Regions from separate parts of the Mus musculus genome. Here all the other regions are linked to region 4. A link is a loop called in an ENCODE intact Hi-C map of the cell type or tissue named here. Cell type or tissue: left cerebral cortex. All regions are shown on one strand. Region 1 has its middle 26 kb from the start of Gm51657. Region 2 has its middle 13 kb from the start of Gm19325. Region 3 overlaps Spsb4 (splA/ryanodine receptor domain and SOCS box containing 4). Region 4 holds the start of Spsb4 (splA/ryanodine receptor domain and SOCS box containing 4).

What was found. Hi-C counts contacts between places; a loop is a spot of excess contacts. Peaks named below come from ENCODE experiments on the same cell type or tissue, not always from the same donor. Only the 100,000 strongest peaks of a DNase experiment are listed, where the experiment ranks them.
Region 1: a loop joins it to region 4, with 2.8 times the contacts of the local background. A loop is called at or near these places in 8 of 42 quality-filtered maps.
Region 2: a loop joins it to region 4, with 2.2 times the contacts of the local background. A loop is called at or near these places in 15 of 42 quality-filtered maps.
Region 3: it touches region 4 in a loop (2.7-fold over the local background); 17 of 42 quality-filtered maps call a loop at or near these places.

What each region holds. Positions count from the first base shown.
Region 1 is chr9:96,920,112-96,925,111 of GRCm38, forward strand. No RefSeq gene overlaps it. Among named protein-coding and RNA genes, the nearest start is that of Gm51657, 26 kb to the left of the region's middle. In left cerebral cortex, no CTCF peak of the experiment used is centred here; no DNase peak of the experiment used is centred here.
Region 2 is chr9:97,065,870-97,070,869 of GRCm38, forward strand. No RefSeq gene overlaps it. Among named protein-coding and RNA genes, the nearest start is that of Gm19325, 13 kb to the left of the region's middle. In left cerebral cortex, a CTCF peak has its summit at 3,071 (motif pointing left); DNase peaks (open chromatin) are centred at 180 and 3,067.
Region 3 is chr9:96,959,001-96,964,000 of GRCm38, forward strand. All of the region lies in intron 2 of Spsb4 (splA/ryanodine receptor domain and SOCS box containing 4), which reads right to left. Among named protein-coding and RNA genes, the nearest start is that of Gm16010, 53 kb to the right of the region's middle. In left cerebral cortex, CTCF peaks have their summits at 1,439 (motif pointing left) and 2,186 (motif pointing right); DNase peaks (open chromatin) are centred at 1,463 and 2,193.
Region 4 is chr9:97,016,056-97,021,055 of GRCm38, forward strand. It overlaps Spsb4 (splA/ryanodine receptor domain and SOCS box containing 4), which reads right to left and starts at 2,300. Exons shown (of 3, transcript NM_145134.3): 1 at 2,139-2,300. Gm16010 (a long non-coding RNA gene) reads left to right here. Exons shown (of 3, transcript XR_871043.3): 1 at 1-286; 2 at 572-1,711; 3 at 1,938-5,000. In left cerebral cortex, a CTCF peak has its summit at 2,912 (motif pointing left); DNase peaks (open chromatin) are centred at 1,317, 1,483, 2,243, 2,862 and 1 more place; H3K4me3 peaks cover 2,200 bases; H3K27ac peaks cover 1,202 bases.

The DNA of each region.
Region 1 (5,000 bases), 96 kb before region 4:
TTGGTTGGTGTTTTTAGTCTTATTGTCTGTTGTTGAGTAGCTTTTTCTTCCAAATAGAAACATTTCCTCCTGTAGGAAGATGTGATGTTCACAAGACTCAGGAAGCTCACAAAATTTACAAGACTTATGAGTCCCTCCCTGGAGTTAAATGATCAGCAAACAACCACTGGAGGAGACTCTTGGGTGGAACTGCCTGCAAGTTGTGCAAGTACTCATGAGTAGTCAGTCACCCATGCTAAGGCAGGCTTTTCACTAATGCTGCCTAAATCATCTACACTCCTGTGAGTCACCTAGATAATCTCATTGGTCACCAGGCTGGACTTGGGGTGGAACTGCTGTCATCAGTTCACTATCTGACATGTATCTGTTCACAGCTTTGCGGGCAAAGTAAGGAATACCTGTTTGGTTCTGCTATCTGATATTATATAGAGTTAAAAAAAAAAAAAGATGGTGTGTGACATAAGTAAAGAGGGCGTGTGTGTGTGTGTGTGTGTGTGTGTGTGTGTGCGCGCCTGTGTGTGTGTGTGGTGGGGGTGGCAAATAGAAACTTCAGAACAAACAAGAAGCTTGCAAGAGAGGCAGCTTTATTGTGCCCACAACACAATAAAGTAGTTGGCTAAGCTGCCATCAATATCTGTCCAGCCAGAACCACTGCACACTGCTTCTTGACTATTACGTTTTAAAATTCAGTTTATATATTTATTAATTAATTAATTATGTATACAGTGCTCTGCCTTCATGTATGCTTACATACCAGAAGAGGACACCAGATCTCCTTATAGAGGGTCATGAGTCACCATGTGGTTCCTAGGAACTGAACTCAGGTCCTCTAGAAGAGCAGCCAGTGCTCTTTACCACTGAGCCATCTCTCCAGTCCGACTCTTAATTTTTATACCCAGCCTATAAACAAGAAGCAGAACCGGATGCTGTGGTTGATTTATTCTTTTGAAAATGTCAAGTAAAGCTTACTTGCATTTGGAAGAAGGGAGAGATACAGTATATTTTGACTAAGGAGTCGGGAGACACCATGAAAGGATGGCAGGCCTGGGAGTAGAAGCAAAAAGGTCCCATCTTTATCTCTGAAGATGCATTGTCATAATATATATGATTGTCTGACTTCAGGCTTAGGAGGAAACTGACAGGTAAAAATCATTAAGTCTAAGATGTGTTAAATGCCTGTTGTTTGGAGCAATGGCCAAAGGAACAGAGGGGATGGATCTAGGGTGGTTCTACTGTGGGGAGGGGGTAGCCAGGCCTCTCTCCCACCAGCAGTTCTTCATCCCAACTTTCTAGTCAGCCTAGGGCATGTGCTAAAACCCCCAAAGCAAACATGGCCTACTGGTGACTGCAGTGGAGGTTGTGGAGAGCTAGGACAGCATTCCACCTGCAGGCTGCTCCTAGAATCTGGTTTAAGAATCGAACACAGCTTTCTCGACACTCAGAACCCAAAGGGCAGGGACAGAGACAGATACGCAGGCAGATGAACCACAGTGTGATTCTGCAGGACAGGGCCAGAAGACCAGGGTAGAGGGGGATGGACTAGTCTGTGGGGGAGGAATGCTTCTCTAGAGAGGCGTTGCCTAACCTGAGTTCTGAAGAGGTCAGGCTGGTAAGGAAGGCTGTCCACAACGAAGTGAACAGCATGGAGCAAAGGCAGGAACAGAAGGAAGGAGCCTTGCACACCACTATCATGAAAAACAGAGGCTGCAGGAGCAAGGAGAGGCTGTTTTCTGCAACACAGAGTGGCCAGAGCAGGGCAGGGCATCGACTGCAGGGTAAACGGGAAGTTTTTCTGCTCCCACTGGTCAGCCTCCTCTTGACTGTGCCCCAGAATCTCTCCTCTCTCAGGGCTTTCGGGTGTTCTGACGTCTGCTCTTCTTAGACGCCTCATCCCTCCCCCACTGCTGGGTTCAGAGACCCAGTTTGGTTGTTGATGTGTCAGCCCTCCATGGTTCTACTTCCTAGCTTCCTTTCCATATCTGACTCTGAGCTTGGGAACAGGGTTGGGTCTGAGCCCGTGATCTGGTTCCGTGCTTTCTCTCTGGGCAGACAGCATCTGCAGGCATTCAAATAAGTAAGTGTTGGCTGGTCTTCTGGGTTGTGGCCTTTGGCAGCTCTCGATCTGCACAATCAGTCATGGTGGCTCTGACGATTTGCTCAGAATGGAGGGTCTTTCAGAGCAAGGAAGGCACCATACGCATCATAACAGGATCGGGCTCTCGGTGGGATGGATGGATGATTCACACTCATGACACTCATTCCAACCGACACAGAGGAGCCAGGAGCTACAAACTTGGCTTGGCCTACAGTGCTGGGTACTCAGGCTGGTTCAGACCTGCAGATTCCCCAACACTGGCTCAGGCTACACTGATCACTCTACCTCTACCCTCAGGTGAGATCCAGCATGGTCAAGTCTCTGAGGATATAGAGGGAGTAGGGCTGTCAGATCCTTCTAATCAAAGTAAGATCGAGGTGTGTGTGTGTGTGTGTGTGTGTGTGTGCGTGTGTGCGCGCGCGCGCGCGCGCGCGGGGAATGGTTAACTGGGATTAGACTTACAAAGGGAATAAAGAATGAATAATTAAAACTTCAGGGCCACAGTTGGGCTTCCCAGATCCACCATGACTATGCCCACCAAGCTTCTACTGAGGCCCCCCGGGAGTCCCGAGGAACCCCAGATGCCTGCTACAAGCTTGAGGGCTCTTTGAAATTACCTACTTCAACTTAAAAATTCATGAGGGCTCTGCACTGTACTTCTGGACTAATTTCAATGTAGCATTGATGTGTTAAATTACTTTCTGCTGAGACACCCGGGTTTGCCTGGCTTCTGCATCCTGCTGGAGGGAGCGAGGGGAGGAGAATTCTACTCTATTCTTTTTCCCTGCCCTCCCTCCATACTTTTTCTGGTTCCTGGCCTCAGTTTCCCCTGGGGGAACCAGCTTTCTCCACTCTATCCTCACCAACACTCTAGGTTCCTTTCCCCCAAGGACAGTGACACCTCTAGGAATGAGCTCATGGTCCAGGCAGAGACCATGAGCATCAGCTGGCGTGTCTGTTGCTCCTGAAACAGAAAGACCTATTCAGCTCAGATGCAGGGAACTCCAAGGCCTTCTGGGAGGGAAAAGCTGCCCGATAATGAGCCGACCAGAGAAAGCTGAGCTGGGAGATAGAAAGAGGCAAAACCTCTGGGAACATGGGCCCCAGCTTAGAGTACACACTTAGTGGGAGGGGTTTGGGTTTTGCCTTGGGAGTCGCCAGGCTAGATTGGGGTGTTAGGTTGCCCCACTAGATGCTCCACATCTCACTGTGTGGTTTTAGGGGTTGGGTTAGGTGATCTTCGGGGTCTCTTTCAGCTTTAGACTCTCCGCCTGGGGCTTTAATAGAGATGTAAGGAAGGTTAAGTTTCCTGTTATTGGAGAGCGAGATTCCGAGCTGCTGGTCTGAAGAGTCCCTGCAGGGCAGGTGTGGGGATCTGTATTTTGAACACAGCAGCTTGATGGCTTTGATTTTCAGCCAGGTTTGGGTGTGTATATTCTTCAGTTGTCCTTCCTACGTCGGCCACTCAAGGAGTCATGACAGGAATTTACTGAACACCTACTATGAGTCAGTGCCACCTTTGACAAAGACCTCCTTGTAAGGTAGAGAGAGTGACCTCCGGCCCATGCCAGACTTCCTGTCAAGTCCCAACTGCCAGCTCTGAGGGAAAACACACATTCCTGCAACTTCCTCTCACCATTCGATGGCCCCATAAGCGGCGTTTCAAACTTTTATTGATGAATAAGCTATTCAGCGTCCAGTCGGCTCCCTTATAAACAGCACGTAGATGAACGCCAGCCTTTATGTGGCGGCTGCCGTTGATGTCTCATTTAAAACCTTAACAAGGCCATGCCATGGCAACCGTAACTCACACATTGCTTGAATTCAAATGGCTTATTATCAAGATAAACATTTATGATATTAAGGTATGCAATATTAGTGTCATATTTTATACGTGCTTACTTGTAGCATAGTTCAGCTCGAGGCCAACACCATATTGAATTATTTAAAGCCATCTCTCTCAGGCTTATTAAAAAGTTCAGTAAAATATATATTAGTGTATAAAAGTTTAATACAGAGTTCACATTGCAGTGTTTGCAAGCTCTTGGCCTTTGGAAGGGAAAGCCAGGGCCACGTAGCTCCAAACAGACAATGTCTTGAAGAAGCGAAGTGGGTGGGGGAAGATACCAAACATCCTTTCTCTGGACCTCAGCAGTGACTTGACCCATTCTATTTGTTAAAGTATAAGGAGAAGGCTTGCAGGTCCCTCAGCCCAGTAATGAGACTCCCGAACACAGGGATAGCATGTTGCCTCTGCTCTCTAGAACCCCATCCTATTCTCATCCTATTGACAGAAATACTAACAGGAACAATGCGAGGGGAGAAATGGCTTCTTTTAGTTTAGGGTTTCAGAAACTACAGTCCGTCATGGGGGGGGGGGGCGGTGTCACCCTTCCACCATTAAAGACTAAGAGTGTCCAAAGCCAAGTGAAAGATGGAGACCCAGAAGACAGCAGGAACGTGTTGAGGAGGCACCTCCATCATGGAGGGCCAGGGGTCAGAGAGCCCCAGCTAGAATCAAAAGGGGTCTAACCTTCCAAGTCCTGAGCCTAACGCCTACTTCCACAAGCCACGCCTACTTCCGCAAGCCAGGTCCCGCCTCCTAAGAGCTCCACAGCCTCCCTCCCTCCGCATCAATAACTTGGGTGAATCCTTAAACACATCAGTCCTCTCCGATGTGGGCATGCTAGAGCCAAGTAGCCTCTCTGATCCCCAGCTTTCACAGTAGGGCAGTAGACCTTGCTGGCTGGTGATTGGCCACAAGGACGTTGGACTGTAGGACCTTAACCTGGAACAAGTTGTGGTATTCCTATTTCCCCACCAAGTACCTGAGACTGTGAATGAGATGTGTGACCCCAACTAGGTTCCCCAGGGACTCGTTCCTACACCCTGGATGCTGACTTCA
Region 2 (5,000 bases), 50 kb after region 4:
TACATGGTTGTGTTCCTCAGGTTTTGATCTTTCAGCCTTGGCTTACTTTCTGTTTACCGTTATGATCTACTTTTCTTATTCAAAACCAGGCTCCTGGACCAAGTCAGGCTGCTCTTGGAGTTCATTCATTTTCCCTCATGTGAATTTCTGCATTCTCCTGTTCTTGGACAGAGAGAGTGTTTTCAGTGTTTTGCTATGGCAACCAGGCTGCTATGAACATTCTTGTGTGACTCCTGGAACATCTGAGCTATGTTTTCTCTAGGGTCTGTGTCTAGGAGCGAACCGGCCAGCTTATATGCTATTAGCATCAACTGTAGAATGCATATTTTTCCCTGTGTTGATAGTCTCATTTTAGGCAACTGCAGCACCTAAGAATTTCTTTGTCCCTCATCCATTTGATATCGTCCTATTAGATTCTGCATTTTTGAAAGATTTAAAATCACATTTCATTGCAATTTAACTTGTTGTTTCCTAATTGCTAAGATGACCCCCCCAACACACATTTATTATGGTATATTAGGTTTTATTCTCCTGTAAAATGCCCACTTTTGACCTTTGTCCAGATTTTTTTATTGGGTTGCCTTTAATGGACTGATTCATAGAAGTTTTTATGTATTCCGATTCTATCCCTTGACAGTTGTATACATTGCAAATATTTCCAGGCTTTGGATTAGATTTTCCTTTTGGGGAAGTATTTTGAGGAAAAGACATTCTAAAATTTAATGTAGACTAATCTACCAGTCATTTCCTGTCTGGCGTGCACTTTAATATTGAGCACAGAAAAGCCTTTTCCTCCACCAGTTTACAGGGACATTTCTCCTATGATTTCTTACAGTTGTAAAAGGTTAGCCTGTCACATTTAAGTCTAACCCACCTACAGGGATAGTCTAGGACATGAGGTGTGTATCAATTGGCGACGACTATCCAGATTGCTAGCTTTTCATGTGGATAACCACAGAGCCAGTACCATTTTGTTGGATGGTCCAGCCAGTTTTATGCTATTTCTGACCCAATGAAGTTTCTTTTGTTTTCTTCTCCTTTTCTTTGTCAAGTGTTTTGTTATGTAGTCCAGGCTGGCTTCAATCTCTGAATCTCCTGCCCAGGCCTTCCAAGCGCTGGGACTGCAGGCATTCACCACCACACCCATCTTCCAGTCAAGATTCTGCTTTAAGCATGTGAGTCTGTTCTTGGCTCTGCCTTAATCTCCATTGTTTTTTCTATATCCCCATACTCAAGCCCTATGGTCTTAAATTATCCCAAACTTTGTAACTACAATGTGACCCTCTCCTCACCTCTGGACAAGCATCAAGGCTGTTTAGGCCTTTTGTTCTACCGTGTATTTTGGACTTTTATGTGTGTGTGAGTGTATGTACACTCATAACGCCTGAGTGCATGTGGAGGTCAGAGGTCAACCTCAGGAGTTACTCAAGAGACTTCCACCCTTTTGAGGCAGGGTCTCATGATGGAGACCTAAGACTTAGTGATTAGGCTAGGCTGGCTAGCCAGTGAAGCCATCTCCCTAGTGCTGGGGTACTATTTTAAAACCAAGGAAAATTTCCCCTTCTCTAATTTGCAAAGTTTTGCTGAATGCTTTTCCATGAGGATCATGTTTTTTCTTCATTAAACCTCTGGTATAGTAAATTTACACTAATAACTTATTTAACAGTGATCCTGGAATTCTTGGGATTAACCCAATTTTGTTATGACTTACTATCTTTTTTCTTTTTCTTTTCTACAAAATACCATGAATAAAGCTGGTGAGATGGCTTAGTGCTTAAAGTGTGCTGCGGCTCTTGCTGAGGTCCAAATTTTGGTTCCCAGCACCCATGTCAAACAGTACACAACTTCCTCTAACTCCAGGTCCAGGGGATCGGACTCTCTCCTCTGACTTCTGCAAGTAGCTGGATACATGGGCACACGTGTATAACAGATACTTTTTTGAATGTCATGAGTTTGAGGCATGGTAGATCAGATTTGTAATCCTAGCATTCAGGAGACAGAAGCAGATGGCTTTGAGTCTGAGTCCAGCCTGGTCTACATAAATAGTTCCTGGCCAGACTGAGTTAGAGATCCTGTCTCAAAAGAAACCCGAAGACCTTTAAAACGCCAGGAGTAGCCTGTTTGCTACGAGTCCATGAATGCAATCGACCTGCAGCTTTTCTCACTTTCATATCAAGTGAAACTAACCAGAAAGAAGAGTGTGCAGAGGACGGCCTGTTTGCTACCCTCTGGGAAAATGTGTAAATCTGGAGAACAGATGGCTAAAACCTCCAGGGATACTTGTATGTGCAGACAGGTATTGAGAGTTTTGGTGATCCTTGTAATTTACAATTTTATTAACATTTCCACGATTATATAATTAAGATGAACTGCATCTTGCTCATTTTTTTCCTTTGTAACAGGAATCCAAAATCTAGTGATTGAAGCAGGTTTTACTTTTCTTGTGCATGAGCGGTGGGTTGTCCAGAGGGTTGTGGTAGCTCCCCTATGCTCCTGGCATCCACATTCCTTTCTTTCCATTCAGTCCCATAGCATGTGCTTCTGACTGCCTTGTCACTACTGGCTGGGTAGCTTCAAGCATGATGGTCTCATTCCAGACAAGATGAAGTAGAGAGAACAAGACGTGGGCAGAGTGGAGAGAGGCACACTGGTCTTTATCCATTGTCAAAACCAAGGAGACAAACACACTGAGTATGCATCATGCGTTTGAAAAGCGCATATGCATGGACTTGGACAGCTACTACCAAGCTCTCCAACTGCTCTAGCCAAGGCTCAGTGATTAGCAGCTGAAAAGCAAGAATGAAATCCAGTGAGTAGCAGCATACAAAGAATCAGCTTCAAAGACTAAACACCTAACCAAGATATGTCTGGTATGTCCAGGCCAGAGCTGTTGGGAAGGTACAGGACCTAGATAGGCTCATCTACATGTGATGCCTCTGGAAAACTTCAATTCCTACCCTAGTGCTCAAAATAGGTACCAGACCAAAGAAATCTACTTCACAGAGATGGAGACATCCCTGGGTCCATCAGCATGATCGGACAGGTCTTATCTAGCTATTGCTGCCACCTAGTGGCCGTCTTCCTTTAATGGAGGCCGAAATCTAAATGCTAAGCATGGTAGGTTCCTTGAGGCCAGGAAACCACAGAGAAGCTGGCGATCAACTTACATTTGAGAAGGTTCAGGAATGTGTTCTAAAGGAACTTGACTTGAATTTCATGTGTGTTTGATTCTTCCTGCCTGCCTCACGAGGACCACCATTTGTGAACTAGGAATGTGGTCTGCTTGTCAAATGGGCCACTTCAAAGGGAAGAGTGTGGGAAATTGGAACTATGACCACAGGCCTCTTGTATCATGTACCACACCTAAGCTTCTGGCATTAAAGGTCTTTGCAATGGTTTAACGAAGGTACATGTGAAGACTTAGCACACAAGTAACACTCAAAAGTAGCATATACACACTGAAGATGAAAGATTATGTGGTTCTTCTGCAAGGGGCAGAGTCACTCAGGGTCCTTTTGGGCCCTGCAAAATTAGAGGCCCAGATTTCCAAAGACCGAAGTATTTCTGCAAAGGTAAGTGTCTATTTGAATTATAAGATTTGCCACAATGGCTCTGTATATCTAGAAGCAGGAAGAGCCATCGGTTTAGTCAATGGAACTGACTGTCATAATTCAGTGAAAGATTGGAACTTGGTTCTTAAAATAACAGGTTGGAATATGATGGTATGTCAAAGATCCACTTGTGGTTCTGGCCCACTTTCTATGGCAACTAGACAGCAGACTCGTTTTCTAAAAGGGGTACAGTAACCAGATACCAGTCCTTTCAGATTTTTTTGGTTTTTTGGGAGGTTTGGGTTTCACTCAGTGCAGTGTCACTGAAACTCACATTAAGAGCTAAGGGGAGGGCTGGTGAGATGGCTCAGTGGGTAAGAGCACCCGACTGCTCTTCCGAAGGTCCGGAGTTCAAATCCCAGCAACCACATGGTGGCTCACAACCACCTGTAACAAGATCTGACTCCACTCTTCTGGAGTGTCTGAAGACAGCTACAGTGTACTTACATATAATAAATAAATAAATCTTAAAAAAAAAAAAGAAGATGCGCACACACGTGTCTGCTCCATCATTTCCTCCTTAAAAAAAAAAAAAAAAAAAAAGAGCTAAGGGGAATCTAGAATGTGGCTCTGAGACCTGGGGTTGGGACTCATCCCAGCAGCTGTCCTCCTAATTCCTTCACAGGAAGTGCCACACACACTGGAGTCTGGAGCTGCCTCTGAAACACAAAGGAAGGAGCAGCTGTTGAGTAGTCTGTGATGATCGGAGATGCACTGTGCCGACTCATTTCAGAGACTTTTGAATTTCCTCTGAGCAGCTACAGCTCTTGCTCTCGGCCCTTCAGGCATCTGCACTTCTTTTTTTTTTTTTTTTTAAAGATTTATTTATTTATTATATGTAAGTACACTGTAGCTGTCTTTAGATACTCCAGAAGAGGGCGTCAGATCTTGTTACAGATGGTTGTGAGCCACCATGTGGTTGCTGGGATTTGAACTCCGGACCTTTGGAAGAGCAGTCTGGTGCTCTTACCCACTGAGCCATCTCACCAGCCCGCATCTGCACTTCTTATTGGATGCTTCGATGCTTCTGGTCACACTAACTGGAGTCTTTCTTACTCTTGTTGATTTTACAGATGTTTCTCATTTTCTTAGTGGACAGCTTTATCACTTTTCTTTTTTCTATTTAGGGATTAATTTGATCATTTCCTAGTTTCAAGTAGCATTGATTACATGTTCTCCTCCTTAGTGTAAAAGTTGTTCTCTATCCTTTGGGGCACATTCTTTTCTGGAAGCTTTGAAACTTTTTACATTGTTTTACTTCAAAATTGTTTTCTGGACAAATCTCATTTCTTCTTTGATTCATGTGTTACTTAGAAGTATGCTGTTTAACTTCAGCATATTGGTGAGGCTATTCCAGGTATCTTTCTACATTCCTCTCTAAGGTTTCTT
Region 3 (5,000 bases), 57 kb before region 4:
CTGGCACTCTCTCTGAGTCTCTGGTGGGCCTGATCCACGTGATCCTCTTGCCTCAGCCTCCTGAGTTGCTAGGGTTACCGGCTTGAACCAGTAGATCCCACTCTATCTGAAGGCTTAACACTAATCTTAGTGGGGTAGAACAGTGAGAGGCCACTATGAACAAACACAAATCTTCACTTCCCATCAGGAGACCAAAAGAGGGAATGGAAGAAGATCATGAGCCTCTAGGATGGGGTGCAGATGTCAGGCACTTCTGGGGGGGTACTCACAAGCCTGAGGAAATCCCTCCCTCCTAGGTCTCTAAGTAAGGACACCTGGGGGATGTGTCTTCAACTAGACTGTTCAAACTGACAGCCAGGAGAGCAGGAGGCAGGCTACAGAACACAGACAATCTCCTCTACCTCTAAAGCCACCCTTTGGATGAATGAAATGGCACTGCCAAGGCCAGCCTAGATTTTCACTGTGGTTTTATAATGTAAATAAATACAATGTAAACCATTTATAAACGTCTATCCTGCTAACCCTTATGTCGGTTACTGATGGCTTTCTATGATTTTTGCCCACTGCTTCCTCACAGTCTCACTCCTGCAGGCGCCTTCAAGGGTGACTTGGGTTGGACTTCCTCTCAGCCCTGAAAGAAGTTGAGCAAACCAGCACATTCCAATGCAGCGGCCACGGGGATTGGTTCAGGGTGGCCATGTGACCGAAGGGACCTAATCAGTGTGCCCTATAGGACTTACACTGGGCAATGCTGATGCAAACTTGAGGTTCCTTAGGGCCCAGAGTTGTTTGGGGATCTGATTCCAATCGTGCTGAATGGGTTCCTGGGGCAGACAATCTAAGGTCAATATGGAACACTATATTTGCATGGGTCTTTCTTTCTTTAAAGATTTATTTATTTATTTATTTATTTATTTTGTGTGAGTACATCGCTGTCTTTAGACACACCAGAAGAGGGCATCAGATCCCTTTATAGATAGATAGGTGGTCACGAGCCACCATGTGGTTGCTGGGAATTGAACTCAGGACCTCTGGAAGAGCAGTCAGTGCTCCTAACCGCTGAGCCATCTCTGCAGCCTCTCCGTGGGTCATTTTATTGCATTTTATTGTAGTTTTGAGAGCATGGTAGCTTGAAGTTCAGTAAGCTGCCTCAATGAACCAGAAGGGAGGGGAGGCCAGAACTGTTCGGAGCTATAGTAGAGAGAAAAACAGACGTCAGGCAGAGAGGCCGGAACAAGGTTTAGCCTAGCACTAGTCTTCCAGAAAACACATCCTTTTCCTTTCTTAACTGTGGCTCTGCGGGTTATGGGTTCTGTTCCTTATAAGAGAAAAAAAAATATCCCCCTCTGTGCCAGGTTGCTCTGGACCCTGACCTTGAACTACAGAATCACAGGTGAGTCTGATGAAGTACGGTAGCATCCCTGCTCTGCCCTCTAGAGGCAGACATAGTCATTGCCTTTGTGTCTGTGTTGGAAGACTGGGTCCAGGGGGCAACAGACACATTGGCTCTGGAAGAGTGGGACTGTCGCCTGACTATTAGCTTTCTCTTCCCCTTCGGTTCCAGCCTAGCCTCTGGGCTAGTGAATAGTGACACACCTACCTGGGCCTCCCTTCCCACTTGCTCTACCAGTCCTGTTTGGAAAGGCCCTCTCAGAGGTTAGCTCTGTGAATTCTAGGTTCTTGCCATCATCTTGGCCAGGTTGACTATCTAGATTAACCATCACAAGGGGAATGGGATGCGAAGTGACCTAAGGGGTCTGGGATCAGAGGACAGCAGAAGAGGACCAGGCCAAGGGCACTGTTGGAAGAGTTAGTGTGACTTTTAGAAAGGGGTTAAGAACTTGTGAAAACCCTCCACGGCCTTCACCACCGGAGCCTCAAAGCCCGTCGCCTGAACATTTCTCTTCCTGTTCACTGTGACATAGGAAGGAAATGAAGAGTCAAGGGAGCTCTGGGTTTGGAGGAAGACTCCAGCGAGGTCAGTCGACAGAGGGCTGCATAGCTAAAGATGAGCCACCCAGGAAGCTGAAGGGGTAGCCTGCCTCCACTGCTGTGGCCAGGGTACAACACTAATGGGAACTTTGGGCTCCAGTTTTCAAGTGGGGGTCTCTCCCATTGGCTCCAGGCTGAGGTGTAGCTGTCTTTGCTCGTATTTACGCCCCTGCAATGCAAAAGCAATGCCACCAGGTGGCAATGAGGAGTTACCTTGAGCGGTGTGTGTTATTCTAAGTGGGCATTTTGGATTTGCTCCCATGCAAATGCTTTTCGGTTTCAGCTCAAAGGGTACTTAGAATCTATAACTATGATCAATTTGAGTATCGCTTTAGTAGCGAGCCGCTGAATTATAATTGGGGTTTTTATACATGGTCCCCTCATCTCCTCTACACTAACCCTCCTCTCCCACTTCTGTGCTAGGGATTCATCCCAGGGAGATGCACGCGCTAGGTAAGAGCTCTACCACCAGGCTGCATCCTCGGTCCCCATCCTATGGCCATCTTTCTAACCCTGAGTGGCGAAGCTCTGCCAGATTCTAGCTGTGTGTCTGGAGCAAGTCACTTATCTCTGAGCTCAAAGCAAATCTCTGCACTGTGGGGGGTGGAGTAGGGAGATGGGGGTGTGTGTGTGCACGCACTCTGCACAGGGCTTTCTTGAGGCACACAGGACAGATTAATGCAAGTGGGTGCCTAGTGAAATACTCTATGTAACTTAGGAAGTACCCGACCAGTGACAGGTAAAGACAAAAGGAGCAGGAGATAAGGGGAGGCCAGAAATCACAGTTCACAGTGTATGGGTGGCTACCTATAGACACACCTCAGGAAACTAATCCTTTTCAATTGCAAGGCAAAGCCCTTCCTGCCAGGTATTTTAAGGCCAGAGCCCTTCTGGAATGCTCTTTACCTTGTGGTAAACTTTGCAAGAGCATTCCCACCAGGTGCCTTGCGGATCTCTTAAAAGGTAAAAGGGCCTCCCTCACCTGTGGGAAAGCCAGCCTTGAGAACACGATGCTAAAGTCTCAAGTTCTTTACCTGACACCACCCTCCAGTCTCACTGCCTCTGTCTCTTCTCTGTTCTCCACCAAGTGGCTTGGACAGGAGTGTCCCGCCAGGGGTGAAATCTTGAGTCTGCCCCTCCCCCTAGTAGAGCCACAAGGCCTTGGTCGAGAGCACAGCACTTCTGCAAGGGAGCACTGGTTCACTTCAGACTGTAGCGGTACAAATCATGTGACGCTTTATTTTCCTCAGCTTGCATGGGCAGAGCTAGCACCTCATAAAGTGACGGGGAAATATGTGGCTGGTTTCATAAACCAGGGCTACAAAGGCTCACTTGTGCTGGGCCAGCCACGCAGCCTGTGTAGGCTCCAAGGATGCCTCACAAGCCTGCCCAGGTCTGGGCAGTGAGGTCCGCAGACAGCATGGCCTGCTTGACACCGGCCACCTGTGTGCAGACCACGGGACCTGGCAGCATTTCAACTGTGCCACGCCGCCGTCACCTCTAACGGACCTGCAGATCCTCGGCTGCCAAAAGCAATAGCCACCAGGGGCCATGCCGAGGGGATCCTTGAGCTGGGCCTGGGAGGCCTCAAAGAGGCTTCTGTGGCCAGTCAGGGGGAACCACCCAGGAGCTGTCCACAGAGTGGCAGTGTCCGGGTCACTGGCTGGCTCCAGCAGGCTCCCCTCATAGAATCCACCTACAAGTTCCCTCCTGCCAGACTCTTGTCTTCCTCCCCCTCCCCCAAGAAGTGAGGACTGTCTGGCCTTCCGACCATTGCTCCTGTCTGGTGTGCCTGGAACATCTTTACCCCGGACCATTTTTGCCTGCACAAGGGCCGCCCCTGTAACGCTGCACCCATAGAGACTGGTCCTATCCACAAGCTGACAGCCCTCACTGCCTGTATCCCTCACTCAGCCCCTAATCATTCCCTTATGGGTGAGGCTTATTACTTAATGCCAGGATTATTTATTTCACCGACACCTCACTGACTGAAAGCTGCTGGAGAAAGAGCCCTTTCAACATCCGTGGATTTTCCTGATCAGCTCTCATCTTAAGCAACCAGTGTGTTTTTAGCTTGATCTCTTAGGGTGGGGATTTGCTAAAATGCCCGTGCCCTCGTCTTGAAAACAACCCCTCTAAATAATGGAATCCATTTTGGACGGCTCAGCATCAGAAGGGGAAAAGGTCACTTTTGGTACCGCGCCTTGCTCTGTGTGGCTTCTGAGGTTGGGGCTGCTTCTTCAGAGGGCCTTCCATGACTATTCCAAAAGGTTCTTGCTCTCTTCCTGGAGGCAGGTAGTCAGACTGCGGAGCAGCAGTGGGCTGGGGCCCCTCTGGCTTCACTGTCTCACGTTCTTGATGCTTTTTCTCTGACTGTAGCGGGAGGCAGCTAACCACAAGTGTCTACTTGAGCTGCTTGTCTGTGAACTTCAGAGAGCTTCTGGGGAGACTTAAACAGACTGCAAGCTCCTTCCAAGGCCCCGAGGAACTTTCCCAGCCACTCTAGCGGGCATGAGCAACTAAATCTGTTCCTGTGTCCACACTTGCTTAGTTAGGGCCCCGCTGTGGCCACCCGTGCCTGCCCTGAGTATCTCAGGAATCTGTCCTGAGTGACTTGCTCCGGGGGTGTGGCTTCTCTCCAGCCCTCCACTGTGGCATCCTGCTTAGGATTAATTGCATTTTGGAAGGGCAGACTGGACTAAGACCGGATGGGCTCAAAGCATGCATGACCTGGCACCATCTGCCAACTGCTGTCTTTAGAGGGATGCTGTTTGACACCTTCGGGGACTCTATAGCCTTGTAGCAAAGAGTGGTTGTAATCCCTGATCTTGGAAAGACAGAGATGTCAAAGAGATTTAAGTAACGCATAGGACAGGCACAGCCACTTGGGGATATTTCTGGCTTGTTGTTTTGTTTTGTTTTGTTTTGATCTGATATAGGCTGAGATGGAATCCTCCTTCCATGTCACAGTTCCAGTTGAGGAGCTAGCATTGAGCACAGGCTGACGG
Region 4 (5,000 bases):
AGCCCTGGAGTGTTGGAGCAAAACCAAGATCTTAGGCCAGGGTTTCAGGGGTGGGGAAGGGGGAAGTGACAGAAAAGAAGGTGGGGTCAGTGAAAGCCAGGCCTAGAGGGCAGGCCCAGTCTTCACTCCTAGTAGTCTCGAGGAAGTTCTAGCTTTAGAAAGGAATTTGGACTATTTACATTTTTGAGGATAAATCCTTCTTGCTAGTGAATGGCCATTACTATTTGCCAATCTGATATCTGAAAAACTGAATCTTCTGGCTTTAGCACACGTTTTTCTTATTGAGGTAAGGCGCATATGTGTTATTTCTGTTTCACTCTCTCTGGGTAAATTGTCTGTAGTCTTTGTCCTTTGGGGCTCTTCCTTGTCTTGATTCTTTATACATTTTAAGCTGAGGCTAGAGCTTAGGGGTGGAGTGCTTATCTTGTATGCACAGAGCCCTAGGTTCCACTCCCAGCACACAGACACCCCAAATCGGTTCCCAATTGGAAGCTACGAAGCCACTGCAGTAAGTAGCATTTCTTTCCCAGCTCTGCCGTGACTTTTGACTTCTTCTGGTTTTTCCTTGCAGATTTTATTTCTATGTCACTGAATATCCTTAAAGTCGAAGAGAAATGAAAACTGAAGAGATATTTGCATGGCATAGCTGGTGAATCTAATTTTGTTCGCAGCTTGCCAGAAGTGGCTTAAATTCTTTTTACCGTCCTTGCTGTGGAAATCTGAAACATGGATTCAGGGTGTGTGTCTCAAAAACTGTGGCCGTCTGTAAAGGATGTCTATACCACACTTTTGACATTTTGTTGTTCTGCATAGAGGGTTTATCGGGCAGCCCAAAACCAATTGGGAGAGCGAGTGGAGCAGCGAGGTTGAAAGATCCTCCATCACCCTGAGCAATAGAAACTGCAGGCTTTAGTTGAAAGACAGAGGTGCCAAAGTGAGGAAACAGACAGGAAGCCTCAGGGGTTAGTCGCTTTCCACAGGGCACAGTGGGAAGTGAACTTTCCCCTTATCTCTTCTAAATCTAGATAGGCTCAACAACTGTTAGGGGCAGATGAATGGAAGGATAAGAGATGTTCACACCAATTCCTGGAGTAGGGAGGGAGAGGAACCAGGAGAAGGGGAAGAAAGGGGGAGGGGAGGAGGGCGAGGGGAAGCACAGAGCAGCGGACCTTAGAAGAATCGCTCAAGGTCACACCGCGGGATGGAGCTGAAAGCCGAATTCAAATCCAAGCCCGGGACTGCAGGACTGAAAGTTCTAGATAGAGCCACACAAACGTGCTCTCTTCTCTCTTCTTGACTCAGCAGCTCTCGCTTGGCCACGGGGCGGTGGGAATCACACTTCCTGGGCCTTTCTAGCCGGGAGTTTGGGGTCCCTTGTTTTTCCTGGACTTATTTGCCGCACTCCGGGCTTTGGCTTCCTCCTCCCTGCTTCCCAGAGCAGAATCCGGAGCCACCTATTCTCTCCAAGTTTGTCTCGCAGCCAGGCTGGGAACCGTGCGCGAGCGACTCCCGGACCCGGCAATCAGTCTTCCCTGCCCCAGCGTCGGAGACGAACAATCACCACCAGCGGCTGCTGAGTGCTAGACGCTTTACTCCCACAGCTCCAAAAGCCACAGACGAGCAGACCCCCAGAAATTAGTCCTCGCCACTCAGATGAGGCAGCTCTGCGAAATTGGATGATGTGCTTGGACTCACAAGGCTAATAACGCTAGTTAGTATCTAAGTGCTTTCTGAATGCCAGACGCGGGTCTCCGCACCACCCCAGCAGTTCCTCCAACACTCTAGTAAAAAAGGGCACACTATCACCCCCATCTTATGGATGAGGAAACCGTGGTTGTGGCACCTGGCCCAAGGTCACCCCAGAGAGTGACGGATATACGACCGGAACATAGTCGGTTGAGTCTGGGTTCAATTTGTGTGTGTTGTCTCCACTACAGGGAGAGCAGCGGTTTCAAACCTACAGTACCAGAGGCTGACCTCAACGCAACGCCCGAGGCTGGGCGCAAACCAACCAGTTCGGAATGCCATAATTCACAGAGACATTCCCACGGACCGGAACCAGAGAGTCCCCCAAGAGCACCGAGTGTGACCGGTACTGGCGGACGATCACCCCTTAGCAGGAGCTGGAGAACACTTACCATAAAAGAGAGGGCGAGCGCCTGCCTGGGAGGAATCCCCAGCGCTGGCAGGTCCGGGACTCCCGGGAGAGAGGTCTGCTGCCACTGCCGCCCACGCAGGGGCGCCCGAGCGACCCCGCGGATGCTGGCTGCTGCTTCTCAACCAGCGGCGCGTCCTCTCGACTTGTATCCGGCGGCAGCGCCCTCTCGCTCCGCAGGGTGCCCTGGAGTTAGGGACGTTCTTGGAGAAGTTGACGCTCGGGAGAGGCCGCCGAGGTCCGGTCCCGAGTAGTGAAGTGCCCCACTGCGCTGATCTCAGCGAGATGCGGAAGCCCTTGCCCTGATGGCCCTAAAGCTTGGCGCCTGACCTGGAGAGCGACGAGTCCCGCGCTCAGGGCACACGGGCCGCACCTCGGCCGCCCGTCCCCGGAGCACCGGGTTTCTTCCCTAGAGCACTGAGCACACGCCGCGAGGGCTGCAGTGGTGGCCAGGGCCCGGGCAGCTGTGCGCTCATTGCCTTCCCCAGGGGCTGAGCGCCTTTGTGCGCCGGGCGCGCCGACCGCCAGGGCCAGCTCTGGATGCTGCAGCCGCCGCCTCCCCCTCCTCCTCCACGGCCGCTCGCTCCCCGCCTTCCCGGCCGGCCCGGAGGCTGCAGCTGAAAGCCGATCCGGCTGAGCTCATCCCTGAAGGCCACTAATCCAATAGCCGCGGAAGGCGCGGCCGCCGGGAACGCCCCTTCCCCCACCATCCCGCGCCCCGGCCGTCCCAGCTCGGGCCGCTGCCGGCTCTGCCACCTTCTGGAGGCCACCAGCTGGCGGGAAAGGGAAGTGGAACCCTCGCCCGCGCCCCTGGGCCGAAGTGGCGCGGACGCCATTCACTCATCTGCGGACTGGCTAGCCTAGACACTCGCTCACACACGCGCTCATTCATGCGCATGGGTCCTCCCCCATTCATTCAAGCGTGCCTAGAGAGCCACGGTGGGTGTCCCTAGGGGCGGGGATGAAGAGAGGAGACATCACGGTCGCCAGATAGCTTTGGAGCCTGTATTGAAGGCCTGCGGGAAACAACGACTGGGAAAGAGAATGCTTTAATATACCCCCTTGCCTTAGGCACACACATGTCCACACTTTATTTCTGAGGCCAGACTCCAACTCATCTTTCAGAATCCAATTTCACGCAGCACCTGCTCCATGGTGCTTTTCCCCTGACCACCTGAGGCCCGAGAGAAGGATCATCGATCAGAGGGCTACCGAGAGCGCTGAAGGATGGCGGCTCCCTCGGTAACCAGAGCGCAGAGATAAGAGGGCGTGGCCAGAGCGAGGGATGCTCTGTACCTCCAAGTTGGCTTCCTTCCAGGCCAGGGCATCCTGCTTTCCATGCCAGAGTTGACATTAGGTCCATTCCATAGTCTTAACTGACCTCACCCCTCAGAAAGTGTCCTTTTTTTTCCCCCCATGTACACAGAAGATAAGCACCTGTAATTCAGCCCTGTGAGGGAAATGTGTTGACCAAGGCTCCAGGGTACCTCTCCCAGACTGGGGAGGGCAATTTGAGAATGTTTCCTTGTGGAAGTGTCTGCATGAATGAGCTGCTAGATGCAGAGACATCATAGTCTCATGGTAGGTACCTGTAACAGCCTGTGGTATGACTGGAGCCAAAACAGGAGGTAAGATGAAACGAGAGTAGGTACTTAGGGTCTTGGAGAGCATCCAAAGGGCTTGGCTTTTCCCCAAGATCAGTTTGGCAGGCCTCTTGACCTTCACAGATTTGCTGTCCAGAAAGATAATCCAGTGGCAGGATGGATAGATGGATGAATAGCACTGGCCAGCTTGGAAGCTGCTTCAGAGATCCAGGCAGTCAATGATGCTTTGTCGATTAGGACAGCTCAGTGGTGTGGCAGAGGGGTATTCTGAGCAAGTATTTGTGGCGCTCTTGGTTTTATTTGGGCTGCTTCATCTATATCTGCATGTCTGTCTCTCCGTACCTGTGTGTCTCTGCTCTTGGGACTGCACAGAAGAGCTGCTGAAGGGAATGTGACCCATGCACACATTTCCTTGTCCCCCCGAGTCCCCTCCCTCCCCAGGACATTTCTGGAGTACGTGCTCTGACCACGGCTGTGGTGCTAACAGAGCTGGACATCGTGAAATGAGAACCGAGGAAAACTCAGCAAACAGGAACTTAAGCAAGACTTTTCAAGGACTGGAGAGATGACTCAGACGGTTAAACCAGGCAGTGGGTGGTGCACGCCTTTAACCCCAGCATTCACTAGGCAGAGGCAGTCAGATCTTTTAGTTCAAGGCCAGCCTAGTCTACAGAATGAGTTCCAGGACAGCTATGGCTACCTAGAGAAACCCTGTGTCAAACAAACAAACAAACAAACAAACAAACAAACAAACAAAGTACTTGCTGCTCTTGCAGAGGACCAGGGTTCAGTTCCCAGCACTCACATGGTGGGTCACAGCTGTCCAGAATATCAGTTCCAGGGCATCAGATGCCTTCCTCTGACTTCCATCAGCACCAGGCATGTAAATAACACACATACATTCACACAGGCAAAGTACTCATACACTTAAAATAAACCCTGAAAAAAAAATACCATCCCCGGCTGATGGTTTTTCTACCTGGACCCCAATACAACTGCCAACACTCATTTCTTCCTTCTTTCTGGAAGACTTCACAATAGCTCTAGAACAAGGTGAGGAAGGGTCAAGGGTCACATTTTGAGAAACTGCTCCCCCAAATACATACCTGTGTGCCAGATAAGTTCTCTACACAAGCCTTTGTGACTTGCCTTGGGTATCAAGAAATGGGCACAATGGCACCCCCAAATATCACTAAAGTTCCCCCAAATCTTCCACCCCCTGAATAGCATAGGTATGGTGT